Linked DNA regions of Homo sapiens: regions 1 and 3 are each linked to region 2. A link is a loop called in an ENCODE intact Hi-C map of the cell type or tissue named here. Cell type or tissue: dorsolateral prefrontal cortex. All regions are shown on one strand.

Evidence for each region. Peaks named below come from ENCODE experiments on the same cell type or tissue, not always from the same donor. Only the 100,000 strongest peaks of a DNase experiment are listed, where the experiment ranks them.
Region 1: it touches region 2 in a loop (7-fold over the local background); 76 of 110 quality-filtered maps call a loop at or near these places.
Region 3: it touches region 2 in a loop (4-fold over the local background); 36 of 110 quality-filtered maps call a loop at or near these places.

What each region holds. Positions count from the first base shown.
Region 1 is chr7:36,483,388-36,491,387 of GRCh38, forward strand. No RefSeq gene overlaps it. Among named protein-coding and RNA genes, the nearest start is that of ANLN, 98 kb to the left of the region's middle. In dorsolateral prefrontal cortex, CTCF peaks have their summits at 4,536 and 4,740; a DNase peak (open chromatin) is centred at 627; H3K27ac peaks cover 858 bases.
Region 2 is chr7:37,178,630-37,186,629 of GRCh38, forward strand. The region is part of intron 13 of ELMO1 (engulfment and cell motility 1); the gene reads right to left. Among named protein-coding and RNA genes, the nearest start is that of ELMO1-AS1, 180 kb to the left of the region's middle. In dorsolateral prefrontal cortex, CTCF peaks have their summits at 3,542 (motif pointing left) and 3,743; a DNase peak (open chromatin) is centred at 3,532; H3K27ac peaks cover 893 bases.
Region 3 is chr7:36,667,528-36,675,527 of GRCh38, forward strand. It overlaps AOAH (acyloxyacyl hydrolase), which reads right to left. Exons shown (of 21, transcript NM_001637.4): 3 at 6,416-6,482. Among named protein-coding and RNA genes, the nearest start is that of AOAH, 53 kb to the right of the region's middle. In dorsolateral prefrontal cortex, CTCF peaks have their summits at 3,505 (motif pointing left) and 3,710; a DNase peak (open chromatin) is centred at 3,484.

The sequences.
Region 1 (8,000 bases), 700 kb before region 2:
GGAGAGGTCCCCTTGGACTCAAGAGTTGCCCCTGCGAAATGTCCAGGTGGTTCTCTGCCTTAGTCTTGAAGTGCAGTGGGGGGTGTGGGAAGGCCAGGAGAATTCTCCCATTCTCAGTTTTGCACAGGTCCTCGTGGAAAGTGTGAATCCCTCAGGGGGCTCTCACTCACTCATCCTTTCTGGTATTGGAGAGATTCTCCTGGCTCTGCACTGAGCCCAGACAGGCTGGTGCCCAGTTCTGCTCTCTATGTTTCTTGGCTACCTTGATGGATCCCAATGTGTGTGTGTGTGTGTGTGTGTGTGTGTGTGTGTGTGTGTGTGTGTTTAGATGGAGTCTTGCTTTGTTGTGCAGGCTGGAGTGCAGTGGCACCATCTTGGCTCACTGCAACCTCTGCCTCATGGGTTGAAGCAATTCTCCTGCCTCAGCCTCCCGAGTAGCTGGGACTACAGGCATGTGCCACCCAAGCCCAGCTAATTTTTGTATTTTCAGTAGAGACGGGGTTTCACCATGTTAGCCAGGTTGGTCTCAAACTCCTGACCTCAGGCAATCTGCCCACCTCGGCCTCCCAAAGTGCTGGGATTATAGTCATGAGCCACTGCACCCGACCACAGTGTAGTTTTTCAGATGACTGGCCTGCAGGGTCAGTGTTCACTAGCCCTTTTGTTTCCTTTCTGTGAGAGTGGTGCACATGAGCTGCTTCTAGTCTGGCATCTTGGTCCAGTTCCATCTTGGTCCAGTTCCACTCTATCCTTCCTGGCTTCATTCATTTGCATCGTTGTTAACATCCCTTCTCAACAAAACTAAAGGATCTCCCTCAAGATGCACATTCCTGAGAAGTCAGGGAGTGTGTGTGTGTGTGTGTGTGTGTGTGTGTGTGTGTGTGTGTGCATGTGAACGCATGCGTGGACATATGCATTCATCATAAATAGACTGTAAGTCCCACTTAACTATATCACTATATTAATTTGCTCATTCCCTTGGTAAAATTCTTTGGTAACCATCAGAGGCTAGTGGAATGCTCCCTAACAGGTGTGTGCATTTCTGTTTCTACAAGCAAATGTCAGAAGAGTCAATAGTGTTTGCTCCCAAACGTGATCGTACCAGTTGTAAATGACATACTGTAAATGTCATAGTTAAACATTATATAAACTGAAAGTGTGAAAATGAAATTTTTAAACAATAACTCAGAGATTCTATAAAGATTAACTGCCGAGCGCAGTGGCTCACGCCTGTAATCTCAGCACTTTGGGAGGCCAAGGCGGGCAGATCATGAGTTCAAGAGATCGAGACCATCCTGGTGAAACCCCATCTCTACTAAAAATACAAAAATTAGCTGGGTGTTGTGGCACGCACTTGTAGTCTCAGCTACTCGGGAGGCTGAGGCAGGAGAATCGCTTGAACCCGGGAGGTGGAGGTTGCAGCGAGCTGAGGTTGCGCCACTGCACTCCAGCCTGGGTGACAGGGTGAGACTCCGTCTCAAAAAATAAAAATAAATTAAAAAAAAGAAACTGCGGCCATATTAAGTACAAAAGGGAAAAAGAGTAGAAATCTAGAAGAACAATGCTCTGAGATTACTTCATCAGTTTCTTTAAATTTAGTTCTCTTTAGAGACCTGGACAGTGCACATTGTTTGTTTACATAAGGAAGAGGTTATATAATTCATTCTACAGACTCCTGCTTAAAGAAAAGGGCTGTGCTTACAATACATGTGATGAATAAAAAGGAATATTTGAGCTGTGTGTGTATGCAATCTCTTATTTTGCTTTCTCACTTGATGTGACTTTTTCAATTAATTGATTGCATTAGATAAAAGGGCTTCTTCTGAATTTTAATTTTAACACTTTCTCCTGTCACAGTAAGGTTGTGTACAATAAATTCTGTTTTTAAGAAAAGGAATGTTTTGAGCTCACTGGCTGGAAGTGTTTTAGAAAAACTCTTAAGCCTGGTCATAAAACTAACTCTTGAATTCCACTGTTTGTCTCAGAGCAGTGGCAAGAATAGCTGAAAAGTTAAGCAATAGGTTTGACAACAAAATAGGTAAGTCATCTCAAGCGACTCTTGACATGTTTCAAATGCAGAACATATCAGGGTTGGAAGATATTGTCATTGCTGACCTTGACACACTGGCTAGTGGGAATTAATTTATAAAAGGTAAATAACCAAGGACTCTCGGATAGGACTCCATCCCTTTTTCCTTCCCTCCCTCCCTCTCTCTTTTAACATAAATAGTTTATAACCTCCATTTGTCTTAAGGCATAAGAAGATCCCAGACCTATTCCTGATGGCCAATACAAACACACACAGTGATCATATTCCTGGAACTAGAAGTCCAGAAAACTGGTTTACCAGTGAGACAGAATATTTGAAATTGGGACATTAATTTTACTTTTTGTTATGGATTTATGTAAATAAAGTTTTGTGACTATTGCTAAAATTACTGAGAATATAAATTTGGACCCTGCCTGGAGGGTTACCTGTAATAATTTTTATTCTTTCCCTGAGTAAGCCTTTGGTGGTGAGAGACAACTCTCTTAGCCAAAGGAGAATTCAAAGTCTCACTCCAGGATCTGCAGATAAGAGGCTGTTAGGAAGTGGAAAAGAGCATCATGGGAGATTCGTGTTTTTACAAAGGCTCAGGACAGTGGCTTCTCAGACAACAGGGCCCCTCCCTTGGGCTCCAAGCTTTGGACTGCCTCCCTGCCCCCCTCCTCCAGCCCATCTCCAACCTTGCACCTCCTCTGCAAGGCCAAGGGGACATGACCACCCAGGGCCTGCGTTTCCCTTTCTGGACCATGTGCAGGTATCTGGTCCTCAGAATTCCCCACCCAAATGGCTGGAGTCTGCTTCTGGGGCTGTGTGGGCCTCTTTCCTGGATGGAAGGATAACCAAGATCCCTAACCCTGAGAGGTCACTTAATTACTAATGGACAGCTTCCATAGTTTTTGTCCGTGTCCAACTTAAGACCAACCAGAGAAAGCCAAATATGTTTCCCTAACCAATCACATAGGATGCCCTGCTTCTTCCTAACCACCTCCAGCTTCCCCATGCCAACAGCCTCTAATCAGGGCACACTGGAGCATTCCCCATTTTTTTCCCTGCTATAAAGCCTTCCTCTGCCTGCCTTTGAGTCTCTGCCAAATTCGAGTGACAGTAGCTGACTCCCTTGCTAGAGCAAGTTCTGAATAAATAGTCCTTCTCTGTTCTCCTTTGGGTAATCTTTGTTTATTTCCACAATTGCCACAGTTTTTCAGTCTCCCTGATTTTCATATCTAGGCCGAAGGCGAAGAATGATTAATCAAAATATTTGTGTCTTTATTATTTATTTAATACATTTAAATGTTATGTAAAATTTTCTGAGGAAGAGTGAAAAAATTAAAAGTATTGACTGTTGGGAACCTAATTATATATATATATAATTGATTGCATTAGATAAAAGGGCATATATATATATATTTATATATATATATATTTATATATTTATATATATATATATTTATATATATATATTTATATATATTTATATATATATATATTTATATATATTTATATATATATTTATATATATTTATATATATATTTATATATATTTATATATATATTTATATATATTTATATATATATATATTTATATATACATACTCAGAAGAAGCCCCCTACCTTTGTTTTTTGAGACAGGGTGTCGCTCTGTTGCCCAGGCTGGAGTGCAGTGGTGTGATCTCGTTTCACTGCAACCTCAGCCTCCCTAGTAGCTGGGATTACAGGCATGTGCCTCCATGCCTGGCAAATTTTTGTATTTTTAGTAAAGACAAGGTTTCACAATGTTGTCCAGGCTGGTCTCGAACTCCTGACCTCAAGTGATCAGCCCGCCTCATCCTCCCAAAGTGCTGGGATTACAGGCATGAGCCACCACACCTGGCCCAGAAGAAGCCCTTTTATCTAATGCAATCAATCAGTTTAAAAAGTCACATAAAGTGGGAAAACATAAAAAGAGATTGCCCATACAGCTCAAATATTCCTTTTTATTTATCACATGTATCATAAGAATAGGGCTTTTCTTTGAGCAGGAGTCTGTAGAATGAATTGTATTAGGTTGGTGCAAATGTAATTGTAGTTTTTGCCATTACTTTTAATAGTGGTTTTTGCAATTAAAAGTAATGGCAAAAACTGCAATTACGTTTGCACCAACCTAAATATACAACCTCTTCCTTATGTAAACAACCAATGTGCACTGTCCAGGTCTCAAAGAGAACTAAATTTAAACACACCTGTGAAAAAAAGATATGTATATTTGTGTATGTCTTTTATTTTAATTCTTATAAAAGAGTTCTTTAAAAAATATTTACATTTATGTTTTCTTTTAACAACTTGATTAATATCTCAGTCTACTAGTGTGACTATCAGTCTGTTAGTGTGAATTTGCCGGATTTATGATGAAAATTTTGGAAGGAGATCAGCACTTGAGGAAATAACACTGGCTTGTCAAAGTTTATAACTTCAGCTTTAAGTGGTACATGTACACTTGCAGTTTCCAATCTCACCCATCAGATGGTGCCAATACTTCACTAGTAGTTTTGCCACAATGCTTTGATATCCTCCGATGTGGCATTTGAAAAGCATTGAAAGATTGATTACTTATGCTCTTGATAAAGTTAAGGATTTTATTATTAATTCAGCTTTAGATGTAGTTAAAAATGAGTACAAGTGTATGACACCCTTCAGATAAACGTATGCTAAAGAATTAAGCAGCCTGAAATGAATGGAGAGCTATTTATTTTTTATAGTTGTATCTTACTGTATATTTAATTTATGCAATTCCCCAAAACCAGTGCTTCTTCTTCTTCCTTTTTTTTTTTTAAATTATACTTTAAGTTCTGGGATACATGTGCAGAATGAGCAGGTTTGTTACATAGGTATACACGTGCCATGGTGGTGTGCTGCACCCATCAACCCCTCATCTACATTAGGTATTTCTCCTAATGCTATCCTTCCACTAGCCCCCCACCCCCTGACAGGCCCCAGTTTGTGATGTTCCCCTCCCTGTGTCCGCATGTTCTCATTGTTCAACTCTCACTTATGAGTGAGAACGTGCAGTGTTTGGTTTTCTGTTCCTGTGTTAGTTTGCTGAGATTGATGGTTTCCAGCTTTATCCAGGTCTCTGCAAAGGACATGAACCCATCCTTTTTTATGGCTGCATAGTATTCCATGGTGTATATGTGCCACATTTTCTTTATTCAGTCTGTCATTGATGGGCATTTGGATTGGTTCCAAGTCTTTGCTATTGTGAATAGTGCTGCAATAAACATACGTGTTCATGTGTCTTTATAGTAGAATGATTTATAATCCTTTGGGTATATACCAGAGATTGCTGGGTCAAATGGTATTTCTGGTTCTAGATCCTTGAGGAATCGCCACACTGTCTTCTACAATGGCTGAACTAATTTACACTCCCACCAACAGTGTAAAAGCGCTCCTATTGCCCCACATCCTCTCCAGCACCTGTTGTTTCCCGACTTTTTAATGATCACCATTCTAACTGGCATGAGATGGTATCTCATTGTGGTTTTGATTTGCATTTCTCTAATGACCAATGATGATGAGCTTTTCTTTCATATGTTTTTTGGCCGCATAAATGTCTTCTTTTGAGAAGTGTCTGTTCATATCCTTTGCCCACTTTTGGATGGGGTTGTTTGTTTTTTTCTTGTAAATTTGTTTAAGTTTGTTTAAGTTCCTTGTAGATTCTGGATATTAGCCCTTTGTCACATGGATAGATTGCAAACATTTTCTCCCTATTCACTCTGATGATAGTTTCTTTTGCTGTGCAGAAACTCTTTAGTTTAATTAGATCCCATTTGTCAATTTTGGCTTTTGTTGCCATTGCTTTTGGTGTTTTAGTCATGAAGTCTTTGCCCAAAACCAGTTCCTACAAGTTAGATCTTTCCAAATTTCCATGTGCTTGCCATCTGCTGCATTGCAGACCAGCCATGTAGTATGAAAACTTGCTCTGAAGCTGCACTCCTAACTGCACTAATTGTTAAATCACAATTACTTTTGCACCAACTGAATAGCTCCTAGAGTGCTTCCTGGAGTCGGCAGTTTGCACCTACCCTGGGAGGGAGAAGGCAAATCACTCAGTGCTCCTCAGTGTCTTTTCCAGGCTCCTGATGGAGTTCAGCAGGCTTCTACGGTATGGCCATTCCTTGTTTCCTTTAACTTGACTCCATTCATTTGTTCAATGGTGTTTCCTGAACAAGAGAGGTTATAACTTTTCCTCCTTAAGCTTTGTGCCTTGAGACTCAAGTGCTGTCTAGAAGTAGCGGAATGCTTTGCCCAGAAACTCTGCTTCTCTTTTGGAAGATGACCCTGAACTCACTGATATCATAGAATTTACTCAAAACAGCCATAAACGCTCACATAAGCTCTTTTATCATAAATTGAAAGCATACATAGGAGGTCTTGGTACTCAATGAACTGGGCATAGGGGATTTATAAATTAATAATCAAATGAGGATGTCCTCTGGTTCACAGTTCCTTATCTGAAATTCTTTGGGCCAGATGTACTTTGGAATTCAGAACGTTTTGAATATGTAGAGCTAATATTATGCATATGCTATATATTACATAATGCTCTGGAAGGGTCTAGGACAACTCCCTATAATCAACCCATTAATTTTTCTGCAGGGAAACATAAATGTTCATATTAAGTGGGATAAATAAAGCCTAAATGTCCTCATGTCATGGCAGGTCAGGGTGTGCCTCCAAAGTGAGCTATGAAACAAATCTTTGGTTGTCAGAGCTTTTTGGATTTGGAGAATGTGAATAAGATAATGTGGACTTGTGTTAGGTGCTTTATGTGTTGTTTCATCTAGTCCTCATAGAAGTCCTGTGTTAAATATAAGGATATACGAATATGAGGAGCCTGAGGGTCAGAGTGGTTAAGTAGCTTTCCTAATGTTCCACGGCAGAGCCAACACTCAAACTGGCCTGGCTCTAAACAGGCTTAATGTTGCATCGGTTTCCACTTTATAAATTAGTAAAATGCTAAAACTTCAAGTTCCTTGCCTATGTTTGGCTTTTTGCCAATATTCTGCATTATTTTTTATTTTCTTTGGCATCCATGAGAAAGAATATGGTTGCATAGTGAACAATTTGCTCTCTGATGGATGGAGGGAAAGGCTCTTGCTGGCACCTTTGCAGAGCACCGTACTGGCTTGGGGAGGGAGCAGGGTTGCAGTGCTGGAGAACAAAACAGTCAGCTCTGCAAATGTCAGATTTTCCAGTGGTTGGAGACTCCTGCAGTGCACTTGGTCCACACAGCTAGTCAACCTTGATGTTGTCTGCAAAATGATCCAACATCTCATTAACGTCTCTCACTTCCTTTTGCGCATTGTGCACTAGCTTGGATTTCTGCTCCTTTGAATGGGGACATCAGAAGTCACTTGGCTTAATCAAGTTGTCAGCAGGCCAGGGAGGAACTGTTGGCTTTATTCTGTGCATTGTCTCAGGATGGGAATGAATTAAAGTAGTTATATTTTAAAATTATGCTTTCAAGGCAATTCATAAACCATGTTCCTTTTTTGCATCCTAATTATCCTTTTTCTCCTTTCCCTTATTTCTTTCCCTGTGCCAAACTATAACCCATTTATAGTCTAAAGTTTAGGGGTATACAATAGTTATATTTTAAAATTGTGCTTTCAAGGTAATTCATAAACCATGTTCCTTTTTTGCATCCTAATTATCCTTTTTCTCCTTTCCCTTATTTCTTTCCCTGTGCCAAATTATAACCCTATTTATAGTCTACAGTTTAGGGGTATACAATCTTTTTCTTCCCTGTTGTTTCTTTCTTGTAATGAAATTAGTAACTTAGCAAAAGCATGGACGAGAGCTCTTTTTATATACCTGTAAAAATATTGCAGGAAACAATAAACTTTGTAACATTTTAATGGACTAAATCTTTTATAGACTTTGAAGATTTGTTAGAAAAATTATTCATCTATAGGAC
Region 2 (8,000 bases):
CAGTATTAGCACCATAGAAAGATATTTAAAACCACACAATAGTAGAGAATAAAAATTGTAAAAGTCAGGAGAGACGTACCTCCTCATACGAGGTGGCAAGGCACCTTGCCTCTGTAAGTTTCTCTCCAAAAACCTATAACCCCAGTCTAATCATGAGAAATATGAGACAAACCCAAACTGAAGAACAGTCTACAAAACACATGACCAGACTTGCTAGGAAATATCAAGGCCATTAAAAATAAGGAAAGACTGAGAAGCTGTCGCAGGTTGAATGAGACTATAACTAAATGCTACCTGGGATCTGAGGAAAGAAAAGGACATCAGGGAAAAACCTGGTGAAATCCTAAAACACTCTGCTGTTTGGTTAACAGGATCACACACTGTTAATATTTGGTTTTGATAAATATACTTTGTGTAAGACATAATGTGTATGATATTAGCATTGCCGGAAGCTAGGTAAAGGGAACAGGGTAACACTCTGTACTATGGCTGCGACAGTTCAGTCAACCCCAAATTATTTCCAAATAGATAGCTTAAGAAAAAAAGGCAACAGATAATTTTTTTCTTAGAGGGAACAGACTGGCGAGGGGAATTTTGTTCATGTGGCTTAAAAGTAATCCAAATTTAATCTGAATGTTTGCATATAGCTCTTTTTTTTTTTTTTTTGAGACGGAGTCTCACACTGTCACCCAGGCTGGAGTGCACTGGCGCGATCTTGGCTCACTGCAACCTCCGCCTCCAGGGTTCAAGTGATTCTCCCACCTCAGCCTCCCGAGTATCTGTGATTACAGGGGCCCGCCACCACGACCGGCTAATTTTTTGTATTTTTAGTAGAGACAGGATTTCACTATGTTGCCCAGGCTGGTCTCGACCTCCTGACCTTGTGATCCGCCTGCCTCGGCCTCCCAAAGTGCTGGGATTACAGGCGTGAGCCACCGAGCCCGGCCTTGCATATAGCTCTTTCAACTTTAAAAACAAAAGGCAAAATATTTTAGGAAAAGCTGAATTATCAAATACATGTGAATGGGGAAAGAGGAACAAAGACTTGGGCAAGGCTGGCTACATGGAAACAGTAGAAAGAAAGAATCACTTCCTTGGATCTGCTGCTAAGATAAGCTGTACATTAATAATCATGTACACAAAAGAAATCAGCAACATATCAAAATTGAGATTGTCAATTTATTCTCAAGGTAGCGAGGTGCTTTTGCTTGGCAGAGGGAAGTTACACAGCGAGGTAAAGAGAAGAATTCATCCTTCTAGGCAAAGTGTGCAGGAGCCCAGTAGGCAGCCTGGGGAATTTTTCACCATGCCATAGAAGACTGACTTAATTATCTTAAGAATTTACATTGTAAATTGTCATTTTCTCACTCAGCATCTGACAAGTGAATGAACATAAAGCAAATTCCATTTTGCCACACAATATGAAAGAATGATTTTTAACCCAAAGGGCTGCACAATGTGCTTCTGCATCACCATCTTCCAGTCTTGAAGCCATAAACCTCCCATTCTATGATGCCCGAAACTAAAGGAATAGCAGCAGATTTTCCATGGTCTTCAGGAAACTGACCCTCATATCACTATAGCCCACAGAATTGGGACAGCTTTACAATGTAAGGCTGAAAAATGCCGTCTCCGTGCCATCACTGGTTTTTGTAGGGGTAATAGGATAATCAATGCTCCTAAGTTTAGCATGTGGAAATCAGGACCCATTTTCCCTTGGGAGGGAGATGATATATAAGAACTTGAATCTAATCATGAAAAGCATTAGCCAAATCCAAATTGAGAGAGATGATGCACAAAACCATGGTCTGTATTCTCCTAGAAATGTCAAGGTCAAAGAACACACAGAAAGGCAAAGCACTATTCCAGATCAAAGGAGAGCAAAAAGAAAGACAGCTAAATCCGCACAGGATGGAGGACTGCATCCTCGTCTAGGAAAGAATAAGTGTAAAGGAAATTTGATGAATTTTGAGTCATGACTGTGGATTAGACAATAGAATTGTATGAATGTTACATTTTCAGGTTTTTATAATTGTACAATAGGGCCATATTAGCAAATACGTACCTACTAAGTATTTAGTGCTAAAGGGACACAATGTCTCCAGCATGCTCTAAAGTGTTTTTTTGGGGAAAAATATGTATATATACACACACACATATGCACATATGCACACACATATGCGCACACACACACACACACACATGCACACGCAAACAGAGAAAGAGAGAAAGCAAACACCAGGGAGGAAATGAGGCAAAACATCAACAGTGAATATATCTGGTGGAAGGTTATGCAGAGTTCCTTGTACAATTCTTGTAATTTTTTTCCTAGGTTAAAATCATATCAAAATAGAAACTCAAAAAAATGATTTTTGGAACTAGATAGTGGGTGATTGTGCAATATTATAAATGTACTAAATGAAATGTCTACTTTAACATGCTTAATTTTATGTTATGTGAATTTTACCTCAGTAAGAATAAAAATAATAACGACAGTCCCAAGAGACTCTCCATAATTCCAGGGGTCACAGTTGCCTGGACTCAAAATGGGGACAAGTGAGAGGCATAAAGTGTTAGATGGCAAACCATCAGCATGCCCAGTGGCCACAAGGCAGCCTCCCTAAAACAGGGGTCAACTTTTTGTCCTGAGAACCGTCTCTGAAACTACTCCAAGGTAGTACTCCAGGCTAAGTCACCGAGAAGGAGGATGCCCGCCTCATCCCTGCAGGGTGGGGTTACACCACACCTGCCCTCTCTGTGGGCTACTCTTCACATTTTAATTAAATCATCGGGCATTTCCTGAGGCAGCTCTGTCTTGTATTTGCAGATTGGATGGCCTTTGAGCGTCCTTGTATAAGCCAAGACTTTTGACAGAAATGCAATCCTAGTTACAGAAACAAGAGGCCAATTTATATGAAACTGAACTGGGAGATACATATAAAGACCATTAAACACAGGACATAATACCACATTCCACAAGTAAAGAAATTCTCAATAAATATTTGTCAAAAAAAGAAAGCAGGAATGTATTGCAGTCCTCATATCACAGATGAGTATGTGATGCTCAGAGAGGTTAAGTATTTTGCCCAGGGTCACACAGCTAGTAAGTGCCTAAACTGAGGTTTGATTGCAGGTCAGCTGACTAAAGTCAGTACTTTGAACAATGGCCTCTGATTACTACCATGTTTCTTTGAGAAAATATGGTGTAACTTATGGTTGCAACAGGCATTGCTGATTACTGCATCCCTAGCAAAGGAAATAGTTATTTTCTCAGTAGAGAAAAGAACACAGAATACACATAAAACTCCTGCTTAGAAAGTACCAAATATTTCAAATGTGTATGCCAACATATAAGCTGTATTTCCTCCCTCCAATTGCCCCCCTCTCAAATAAGAAAAAAAAAATTAAAAACACATTTACATCCGTTTTGCCCAAACTTGGATCAGGCTTGGAAGGTAAGAGGTGACCAGCTAAGGCATGGGGTTTGGTGTGGGCTTCCCACCGCCCCGAGGCTCCTAAGTCCAAAGGCATGGGAAGGTGCTGCCCCCTGGTGACGACATGAGGTAATCAGCTCAGCACAGTGAAAACTAGAGCTTCACATCCTCTCAGAGTTTGGTAACATCGGTAGAGTTTTATACACCGGCAGATACGGTAGGGCAGATTCTAAGCAATCACTCAGTGTAACAATCACAATCCCACCCCATTCACTTGCACTTAAATGTGCTCTTGAGGCAGGGAGAGAAAATGGCAGCAGAACAGCTCTCAGCACATATAAGGTGGAAAAAGGCTAAAAATGACAACATAGGAAGATCATGAGTGCTCTTGTGCTCTACTTTTTTTTTTTTTTTTTTTTTTTTTTGAGACGGAGTCTCGCTTGGTTGCCCACGCTGGAGTGCAATGGCACGATCGGTCTCGCTCTCCTTCTTTCTCTCTTTCTCTCTCTCTCTCCCTCCCCCTCCTCTCTCTCTTCTCTCTCCCTTGACAAGCGCTTTTTCATTTGCATTCCTGAGTTCTCTTAACCTTTTACTTAGAGAGGTGCAGTATGGTTTAGAGTAAATAAATTTAAAAAGCCAAGAGGCTTGGGAATGATACAATTATCACTGAATTCTGGTGTCCCTTCTTACCCCGTGTGAGACTCTGGGCAGGTTACTTAACCTCAGTATAGTATTTTTAGATATAAAACCAGGGACAAAACATCTATTTCACCAGTTAGCTGCAAGAAGAGTGTGTCAAACATGGTGGAGGGGCCCTCATAGGTGGTAAGTATACAAACAATGTTTAGTTCCTCTTTCCCTCTAGGCTGGCACTCCATAAGGATGGCTCATACCTTTGCTATGCTCTTCTTTTTTTTCCTGGAGAAACCCTATAAAAATGTCAAAAAGGACTAACACACGGAAGCTAGGTTTGAAATGCAGAGACCAGCTTGCATGGAGTCAAAGTGATTGGTGTGTTGATACACTAGAACAATTTTAAATGGAAATAGTTTAGGAGCAGACATCCTAAAAACTGCCCAGAAGGCCTAATGAAGGAAGAGAAGCTGCTGAAGAGGAGGACGATCTGGCACAGAAGGAGAAGGAGGAAGGAGGAGGAAGAACAGGTCTATCGAGAGTGAGCAACACGTTCATTTTCACAGCAACTAAATACATCAAACAAAAATAAACCCCGGCTGTAAAGAAACATAGTAAACATTCTGCCAGTGTATGTGGTAAATAACATTGTTTCAGTAATTAGTGCCATTTTTTATACACTGCCCCTAAAGTATTTACAATAAGGATGTGACAATGAGGAGGAAGAGGCAGGGGGAGAAGAGGAGGGAACCAGAGCCCCAAAGCTTTATTTGTTCGTGCACTACACATGAATCCAACTTTTATCAGGGGAAGAGATAAGAAAGGCCTAGAAAAGCTGACCTCCTGTTACTCAGGACCCAGAAGAGAGAGAGAGAAATAGGGAGGTAAACTGGAATTTTCTCTATAAAGCACAACAGCACAGATGTGCTCACAGCAGGACAGAAGTAGCAGGAAAGAGGGAAGGGCCATAGTCTATGTCCCCCACCTCCCTCAACTTTCTCACTTCACTAAGTATATTCCAGACTTTTTTTTTCTCAAGGCCAAAGAGAATAAGGTTTAGAAGATGAAAAGGTGGATAGAATTGTCCTATCTGCTTCGATTTCACTGGTAAACGTATAATAAAATAAAGGCAAAATACCTTATCTTTACCCTTATATAATAATAATAGCTTACATTTATAAAAGATCTATTATATATTGTTACATACAACTTCAGAAATTTTATTTTTTGTTTCTAGAATTTCCATTTGGTTGCTTCCTACTGTTTTCCATTTCTCTACCAACACCTCTAATTTCTCTGCTAAGATTCTCATTCATTGAAAACATGGTTTGTTTTTCTCATTGGGGATAGTTATCACAGTCGTTTTGAACCTTTTGTCTGTTAGTTTCAACATCTGGTTCATCTGAGAGCTGGAGTTGATTTTCTTTTGTCCTCATTCTCCATGATCTGGGAATTTTGGATTCTTTTCCAGATATTATGAATGTTAGGTGGTGAAGATTCTGGATTCTGTTTTTTCTCCAATGAGTGTTGCTTCCTTTGTTTTAGCAGATAGTTCTCTTGTCTGTGCACAAACTGCAAACTGTTTCCAGGGCTACAAGTCTGGTCTTAGTGAGATCTTCTGTCCATAGCTAGGTTGCTTTGAGTAGGCTCCATGCATGTGTGGTTCAGAGTCAGAGATGTGGGGAGACACGGTTTAGGGGCACCCTCTCTGGCTACCTTTGTGTTCTGGCTCCAGGCACTAATGCAACAACTGAAGACACTTGTTGATATGGGCTCCTGTAATTGCTCTACACGGTCAAGGCCAAAAGTGAATACGTTGACTGAAAAGCCATACTTTCCAGAGGATAAAATTATTGCAAGCCAAGGATTAAAACATCCATTTAAATCAAACTGCTTTGGCTGAAACCTTTTACTATGTTTATGAAGTCCGTCATGGCATGATGGCTCACACCTATAATCCTAGCACTTTGGAAGGCAGAGGTGGGCAGATCACTTGAGCCTGGGAGTTTGAGATTGGCCTGGGTAATATAGCAAAACCCCATCTCTACCCCCCAAAAAAGACAAAAATTAGCCCTGGTGTGGTGGCATGTTACTCAGGAGGCTGAGGTGGGAGGATCACTTGACCCCAGGAAGGTGAGTCTGCAGTAAGCCATGATCATGCCACTGCACGCCAGCTGGGACAAAAAGTGAGACCCCGTCTCAAAAGAAAAAAAAAAGTCCATCACGAATTACTTCATTGCTATCCTTTTTTCTCTTGTTCTACATATTTGACTAATCTTCATATCTATGAAATAGGAAGTCATAATTTATAATGAGTCTGTCTATTATAACTAGACGGACAAATAGAGTATAGGCTAATGTAAAATATTTTGCATTTCCTCTCTCATCACGTCATTAAAAACTGTCTTAAAGAGCGGAGTTATTCTGAATCAAATATGATAGCCTAAATGCAAAGGATCGACAGATTAAGTTGAATTTGTGGTCAATCTTTATTCTTAGCAGAGCAGCAGCTAGCTAGAGTTTTAAATTAGAAACTGCTTCTATGCTTTTCAAAGATATTACAATAGAATTTGATACTGAGCCCAGAATATTTAATAGGGAGGTCTAAGTAGTATCATTTATAGAAATGAAAGCTTTAATATTACTCATTCTTTCCATTTACTACTTGTTAAAAATAACATTGTATTTTAATTTTCATAAAGTAAATGAATAGTCCTGAAAAAATAATAAATGAGTATTTATGTGATAACTGAGTTCCAAACAAAGGTCCACTTTCTGGGCAGGGGCTTGTAGTGGGCATGGTAAACCCACTCAGATCACCCTAGATTCAAGCTTTTGTTGGAGAAACAGCACTGTATATATATACATACCATATATATAACGTGGAAGGACCACATAACCCTAGATGTGACTGATTGTGCCAACATGGTTACATGGCTCAAGCCAGACAAGATTTTTGATCCAGAAAATTTGAAGTACTCTTCTTAGGGATCATTTATATAGGTCTACTTATAATAGCATACAAAAGAATGAAATAGGAATAAATTTAAAAGATAAAGTACAAAATTTATATTCTGAAAACTGCTACACAACACTGTAGAAAGAAATTAAAGATGACCTAAATAAATCAATGGGTATCCCATGTTCATGAATTAGAAGGCTTTATCTTGTTAAGCTGGGATGGCAATGCTCCTCCTAAATTGATCTACAGATTCAATACAATCCCTATCAGTAACTCCGCTGACTTCTGCGTAGAAATCAACAAGACAATCCTGAAATTCATGTGGAAATTCAAGACACCCTCCATAGCCAAAATAATCTTGAAAACTAACAAATTTGGAGGACACACACTTTCTGATTTCAAAACTTACTACAAAGTTTCCATAATCAAGACAGCGTGGACTTGACATAAGAATAAACATATAGCAATGGAACAGGATTAAGAATCCAGAAATAAGCCTTCACATTTATAGTCAATTGATTTTTGACAAAAGTGTCAAGAAAATTCAATGAAGAGAGAACAGTTTTCAGCAAATAATGCTAGGAAAACTAGATATCCACATGCAAAAATGAAGTTGGACCCCTTCCTTATGCCATACACAATTAACTCAAAATGGATCAAAGAACTAAATATAAGGGTGAAAATTATAAAACTATTAGAAGAAAATGTAGGTATACATCTTCATGACCTGGAATTGAACAATGATTTCTTAGTTATGACACCAAAGGCATAAGCAATAAAAATAAAAAACAAACTAGATATATATCAAAATAAAAATCAAATTTAAAAACTTTCACGCTTCAAAAGACACTCTCAAGAAAGTGGGAAGGCAATCCACAGAATGTGAGAAGTTGCAAATCATGTCTGATAAGGACTTGTATCTAGAACATACAGAACTATTACAACTCAATGATTAAAAGATGAACAGCCCA
Region 3 (8,000 bases), 510 kb before region 2:
TTATCCATGGTTTCAGGCATCCACTGGTGGTCTTGGAACATATTTCTCACAGATAAGGGAAGATTACCATATGTCTTTACTGATTTTCTGTTGGCTGGATCTGTCCGTTTCTGATAGAGGGATGTTGAAGTCTCCAACTACAATAATAGATTCATCTATTTATCCTTGCAGTTCCATCAGTTTTTGCCTCCCATATTTTGATGCTCTGTTTTTGGTGCATACATATTAAGAATTTTTGTCTTATTGGAGAACTGACCACTTTATCATTATGTAACTCTTATCCCTTTATCCCTGATAACTTTCCTCACTTTGAAGTATGTTCTGTTTCAAATTAACATGGCTGCTCTTTCTTTTGATTAATGCTAGCATGGTATAGCTTTCTCTATCTCCTTTTAATCTATATTTATCTTTATATTTAAAGTGAGTTTCTTGCTAGACAGCATATAATTGAGTCTAATTTTTTGATCCACTCTGACAATTTCTGTTTCTTAGTTGGTGCATTTAAACCATTGACAGTCAAAATGATTATTGATATAGTTAATACCTACCATATTTGTTACTGTTTTTTATTTGTTACCGTTGTTCTTTGTTTTTATTTTTGTTTTCTACTCTTTTTCATTTCTCCCCTGCTCCCTCACTCCTACCATCAGAAACATGAGAGGTTTTTGTGTGTGTGTGTGTGTCTCTAATAACTACTATGAGAAATCAGTTGAACTCTTGGAGGTAAAACTCACAAAAGAGTGGGTGGGCACACCCCTATGACTTGGTTCCCCTGGAATTTTTAACACAGTCTTGTCTACGTCTAGCTCCAGCAATTTGTCTATTACAGTACAGATTATCTTTCTTTAATGCTGGCTCCTGTGGCAATTTTTGCCCTGGAAAGTTGTGATTCTCTGTATCCACCTGTTTCTCCCCACTTTCGGAGGCAGCTGCTTGCCCAATAATCTTACTTCTTTTGTTGTTTGTTTGATTTCTTGGAGGCAGAGTCTCCCCCTGTCACCCAGGCTGTAGTGCAATGGCGCTATCTCAGCTCACTGCAACCTTCGCCTCCTGGGTTCAAGTGATTCTAATGCCTCAGGTTCTAGAGTAGCTGGGATTAGAGAGGTGCACCGCCACCCCCGGCTAATTTTTGTATTTCTAGTAGAGACGGGGTTTCACTATGTTGGCCAAAGTGGTCTTAAACTCCTGGACTCAAGTGATCCACCTGCCTTGGCCTCCCAAAGTGTTGGGATTACAGGCGTGAGCCATCACACCCAGCCCTGATCTTACTTCTCTTAAAGATCTATGAAGTATTGTTGGTTTTTCAGTTTGTTCAGCTTTTTAACCTGCTGTTAGAACAGAGTGGTGACTTTCAAACTTCATAATGTTGAACCTATCACATTTTCATTTACTTCCTTTTACTACCTTTACAGCTATAGAAGTGTACAGAGTGCAGCATGCAGGAAGGGCAGGGCTTCAACACTTTGGCATAGCCAGCTAATTGATTGCTTGAATTAGAATCATGGTAGAATTACAGTCGATGATGATGACCATCGTTATCATCATAAATCTAAAGAGGAGCAAGGATGACCACATGGCAGAGTAACAGAGCCTGTGGCAGGGTTAGGGGAATAGAGCCTTTTTCACTTGAAAGTGCTCATATTTAGACCTGTGACATTACTTTCAAAGGAGGTTTTATATACAAATTGTAGTCACAGAGATCCCCCAGCAGAACTGGAAGATCTTCTTCATATAACTTAATACTTTTATCTTGTTTCTAGGTCACATCCTTTATAGTGTACTAGAATTTAATTATTTCTATAAATCTTGTAATTATCTTGGGAATAACAGAATTATATTCCCCCCCCACCTTTTTTTTTTTTTTTTTTTAATTTAAATGGAGTCTTTCTCTGTTGCCCAGGCTGGAGTGCAGTGGCATGATTTTGGCTCATTGCAACCTCCACCTCCTGGGTTCAAGTGATTCTTCTGCCTCAGCCTCCTGAGTAGCTGAGATTACAGGCACTCACCACCATGCCTGGCTAATTTTTATAGTTTTAGTAAAGATGGGGTTTCACCATGTTGGTTAGGTTGATCTCAAACTCCTGACCTCAAGTGATCCACCCGCCTCAGCCTCCCAAAGTGCTGGGATTACAGGCATGAGTCACAGAGTGCAGTGGCTCTGCCCTGTATTTTTAATGCCTCTCCCAAAGCCATTAATTACATCTAAGGTATACCATAATTGTTATCAATTCTGTTTTGCATTTTTTTCTTAAAACTGTTAGTAGTTTATGCCTGTCCTGATCTCAGAGAGCTCCTGGGCTTAGGACATAAGAATTTGTGATTTAGAGAGAAGCATAAATAGATACCAGAAAGCAACACAGCCAGACAGAGACCAGAGTCAGGCTTGCTACAGGAATGGAGAGAGCAATGGCGGTCTGAGACACACAGAGGGGACCCAGCTGTGTCACTGGCTGGGATTGAGCTGCCCCCTGAAGTAGCTCCTCCCTGCATGACTCAGGTTCTTAGGGGAACCCCTGAGTTCTCAGGTATCCTTTTTTTGTTTTTTTTTTTTAACATCTTGTGGCTCTGCCTGTAGGAAGGAAATGTAATTGCTGCACAATTAGTCCATGAATTATTGAGAACTGAGTGGTGTGAAATAATAAGGAAGGATGCCCTTTGGGTTAGAAAATACATTTAATATTGGAAGACTGATATTCAAGTAAAACTAAATCATGAGGTTGTCATTTTCAGGCTCTCCATCAATCTCGAGCTGTGTCTGATGGCTTAAAACAAGCTGTATGAAGAACATGCCCAATGAGGAAACATTTCTATCAGCTCACAACTAATACACATAGGAAATTATGGACAAACAAAACACATGGTGGACAGAACCACGAAGGTGGGATCAGACATCTGTTATTTATTCATTTATTACATCTGTGGTTCTTCAAAAGTGGCCCACCTCATGCTAGCGAGAATTAGTCTCTTTATTAGAAAGAAAAATGTGATTCGGGCTGGAGTGCAGTGGCGTCATCTCAGCTCACTGCAACCTCGGTCTCCAGGGCTCAAGCGATTCCCCTGCCTCAAGCTCCCGAGTAGCTGGGACTACAGGCGCGCGCCACCACACCCGGCTAATTTTTTTTGTATTTTAGTAGAGACAGGGTTTCACCATGTTGGCCAGGATGCTCTCGATCTCCTGACCTCGTGATCCGCCCGCCTTGGCCTCCCAAAGTGCTGAGATTACAGGCGTGAGCCACCGCGCCCGGCCCGCTGGTCCCATTCTTTCTCCATACCTATGCCCGCTTGTCTCTTGTACAGTTCACATGCTGTACAGTTTGCATCTGCAGTGATGAGTATTGTGTCTGTCCTTTCTCTGATCCTTGTGCTTCACTGGTTCTCACACTCACCACTCTATAGCCAGGTACAGAAGAGCAAGTTGTGTCTGAATTACCCAGGCCACTTCTCGGTAACTCCCAGCACACTGCTGTTGGGAGCTGCTCTCTGGCACCCCCTTTTGGACATTTGCATGTATTGCCCCCTTTGAGTTCTGGGACTTTTCAGCTTGCTGATCTGGTTCCCTGATCTAGGCTCCTACTAGGTGTATAAATAGATTCATCAAATAGACGAAAAGGGTTTCTTTTTTTTACTGTTTTCATACTTTTAAAAGGCTTTCTTCACAGCAATCTAGTCATGGCTCATCTGTAATCATACTTTTTTTAAAAAAATTTATTAATTCAACAAACACTTATTGAAGACTTTCCATGCTTAAGTATTACACCTGGGCCTGGAGATACAAAGCTCTCTCCTTTTCCCCCCAACTCTTCCTACCTCTTTTTCTTACTTTCTTTTTTACTTTCATAAACATATAGTCAGTATTTTGCTAAGTACCTGCAGATAGATGCAAAGATGAATAAAATGTAGTCCTAGCCCTCAAACTGTTTTCCATCTAGATAGCAGCTTAGAAAAGTAAATGGATAATTCAGTTACAAACAGCTGTGGTAAATGCCATGCTACGGGCTTGCACAGGGTATTAGGAAAATGCGTGCATGCTCATGAATGTACATGTCTGTATGAGTGTGCATGTGCTCATGCGTGTGTGTGTATGTGTGTGTGCGTGTGTGCATCTGTGTGTGTGCACGTGTTTGTGTGTGTGTGTGTGTGTGCCTGTTTGCCTGTGTGTATAGGAGTGGGTTCATAAGATTTGTTTGGGGTAGAGGTAGGGGGTAGAGGTTTTGGATGTGCCAAGCTGAGTGAACATCTCGTACAAAGATCCTGAGGCAGAAACCTCCTGGTGTGTGGGGAGACTACAAGTGGTTTGAAGTGTAGTGTGCTATGGAGTGGCAAGGGGTGAGTCTGGAAATGCCCTCAGAAACCAGTTCCTGATGAGCCTTGTGTATGGGGCTAGGAGTCCTCCAGAGGATGTGAAGACTTCGAATAATTTTACGTTAAGGGAGTACCATAGTTAGGTTTGCATTAAAACATACTAGTCTAGCTATAATGTAGATTATGAAATTGCAGGGCAATGGGCAAGTTTGTAGGCCTGGAGTCCTGTTAGGAGGCAGTGGCAATAATAGTGGCACTAGCTAAGAATAAAGGGTCCCTGCCTTCCAAACACAGCCCAGGGGTTATGAAAAATTGTTTGCCACAACAGAGCGAGATCGCTATTAAGAGAGGCAGATGCACAGTATGACAGATTACTGATGACCTCCCTGCCTGTATGATTTTAAGTTCCTTCTGTCTTTAAAATGTTGTAGACTCTAGGCTACCCTGTTGTAGAGGGGGGATGCTGTCTTGTGAACATCTCTGCTGTAAGGCTAATGGCCCCTTGAAGAGGAATCATGTAAGGATGTTCCTAGGAACCAACCCAAATGCCCATCAATGATAGACTGCATAAAGAAAATGTGGCACATATACACCATGGAATACTATGAAGCCATAAAAAGGATGAGTGCTCGTCCTTTGCAGGACACGGATGAAGCTGGAAACCATCATTCTCAGTAAACTATCACAAGATCAGAAAACCAAACACCACATGTTCTCACTCATAAGTGGGAGTTGAACAATGCGAACACATGGACACAGGGAGGGGAACATCACACACCAGAGCCTGTCAGAAGGTGGGGGAAAGGGGAGGGAGAGCATTAGGACAAATACCTAATGAATGTGGGGCTTAAAACCCAGATGACGGGTTGATAGGTGCAGCAAACCACCATGGCACATGTAAACCTATGTAACAAACCTGCATGTTCAGCACATGTATCCCAGAACTTAAAGTTAAAAAAAAATAGAATGTTCCTAGGAGTACTGTTCACAAGAGTTAAAACCAGAAAGCAATTAAACATATAATTTATGTGTAATAAATTATAAAATGTTTATAATAACATGTATTATATGATAATGAATGATTTATATTTGTATATTTTATACATAATAAAACTATAGAAAAACCTCCATAATTTTTTTTATAGAAAGCAGAAGAAGGATGAACACGGAATTTAGGATGATGCTCACTTGGGTGGGAAAAGCCTGAGAATAAAGGGGAGGGACCATAGGAGCAGAGAAAGTTATGGTCAAGGTCCTAGACTGTTTTGGGTGGTGGGTTCAGGAGCTTATTTCAGTATTCAAAGTAACTAAATAAGAATATAAAAAGTGTAAGACAGCCATGTATGGATCATTGATGAGAGACTGCCATGAACTGAGAAACAGGGCTTATTTGATTCAGTGCCCTGAGCTCAAAAAAAGAAAAATAGTAGCTGGGCCTGGTGGCTCATATCTGTAATTCCAGCACTTTGAGAGGCCAAGGTGGGTGGATCATGAGGTCAAGAGTTTGAGACTATCCTGGCCAACATGGTGAAACCCCATCTCTACTAAGAATACAAAAATTAGCCGGTGTGGTGGCACATGCCCGCCGTAATCCCAGCCTCTTAGGCTAAGGCAGGAGAATTGCTTGAACCTGGGAGGTGGAGGTTGCAGTGAGCCGAGATCACACCACTGCCCTCCAGCCTGGGCTACAGAGCAAGACTCTGTCTCAGGAAAAGAAAAAAGGAAAAAAAGAAAAACAGTAAAAGAAAAAGCAGACTGTGATAATGCGAGGAGCAAGGGCTGGGAGTAGGGAGGCGGAGAGAAGCCAGGAAACCAGCTAAGTGGGGAGAGAAGATGTGGCCTGGGAATCCAGGGAGGCGGAGAGGGCTCAGGAGAAAGGTTCAATCACCCAAGTACAGGTTACCACACTGTAATTCAAGGGGAGCCTTTGCGTAGAGTGACGAAGGATCCAAATTAGGTTCCAATTTTCCACTATTACTAAGAGCTGGAATAACACCTCGAGCCCTGTCCAGAAAGCGCATCATGCTGAACACAGAGCCTCCCACCTCCCAGTTTTCTTGTTCCTCCCATGTCCCAGCAATGGAATCAGAGTTATGTGTCATGGCATACTCACAGTTTTATGATGTCTGATCCAAACTTGTCAATGACTAAATAGCAGGTGGTTTTCAAGAACAGTTTTTCTAAAAAATATAAAGAGGGAAATTGAATATATTTTTATTGCGACGAATTTAACACACCTTAATAATGATTATCTTTGCTAGGAACTGAAGCTGAGTGATTAATTTATGATTAATTTAATTTTAAGGATTTGAAGGAAATGTTTCAGCTAATGTATGCATTAAATATCACTTCTATCTCAGGTTTATGTGAATGCCACCTAACCGTCCAGGTTAAAGATAACCAATTTATTCTAAAAACACAGTTTAATGCTGGGTTTTCCTTTTCGTTCATTCTTTCTTTCTTTTTTTTCTACAGGGAATACCTGAATGTTGGCTATGACCTCATTTGTTGAAGTTGAAAGAAATGAGACTTGCATTAGTCAATCATCTGAAATGTAGCTCTGTTAGAAATGGTCTTTTCTGGTGTTTATTCAAAGGAAAATACTTCACTTGGGGTCCTTAGTTTTTGCTGTTGTTATCCCAGAGGTAAAAGGAGATGACAGTTACAGGTGATCCTGCACTGCCACCTTCATCACAGGACATAGATACACTCCACACAAATACTCCTACTAACAACATAATCTCCCCTGACCTATGAGAGCACATGAATGTTTTGTGAGTTCCTCTATCCACCCAATGAAACTTGTTAGCTCTTTGGTCCTGTTTCTCCAGTTTGTGAGTCTATTGTGGAGCCCTGGTAATTCAACTCAGGATCTTAGCAGAGTTAGGGACAGATCAGCTGTCCTGGAAAGAGCTAGAAAACCCTGATTAAGGAGAATCTATCTTGTCATGATGTGTCTCACATAGGGGGGCCCGGGCCTTGCTGGATGATGGAGTGGTGAAACAAGATAAATATGGGAATGCTCCCTGGTACTTCAATTTTGCTTAATGTTAAATAATGTGAAATATTATTTTTGTATTAAAATAGATCTATTCTATGACTTTTTAGACAAAAAAGTACGAGACTTTAAATACACTGTGCTCGGCTGGGTGCAGCGGCTCACGCCTGTAATCCCAGCACTTTGGGAGGGCAAGGCGGGTAGATCGCCTGCGGTCAGGAGTTTGAGACCAGCCTGGCCAACATAGTGAAACCCCGTCTCTCCTAAAAACACAAAAAATTAGCTGGGTGTAGTGGCAGGTGCTTGTAATCCCAGTTACTAGGGAGGCTGGGGCAGGAGAATCGCTTGAACCCGGGAGGTGGAGGTTGCAGTGAGCCGAGATCGTGCCATTGCACTCCAGCCTGGGCAACAAGAGTGAAACTCCGTCTCAAATAAATAAATAAATAAATTGTGCCTTTGAAGTAGGCAATTAAAACTGTGTCCTCACATTATGAGTGACCTTAAAGAAATAAAAAGGATTATAATGGAATGTTATGAACAGGTGCATGGCAATAAATTAGGTAACTTAGATAAAATAAAAAATTCTTAGAAAGACACATAATGCCCAAATGGACTCAAGAATAGACAATTTTAAGAAACATATAACAAGTAAAGAGATTGAATTAGTAATTAAAAACTTCCCACAAAGGAAAGCCTAAGA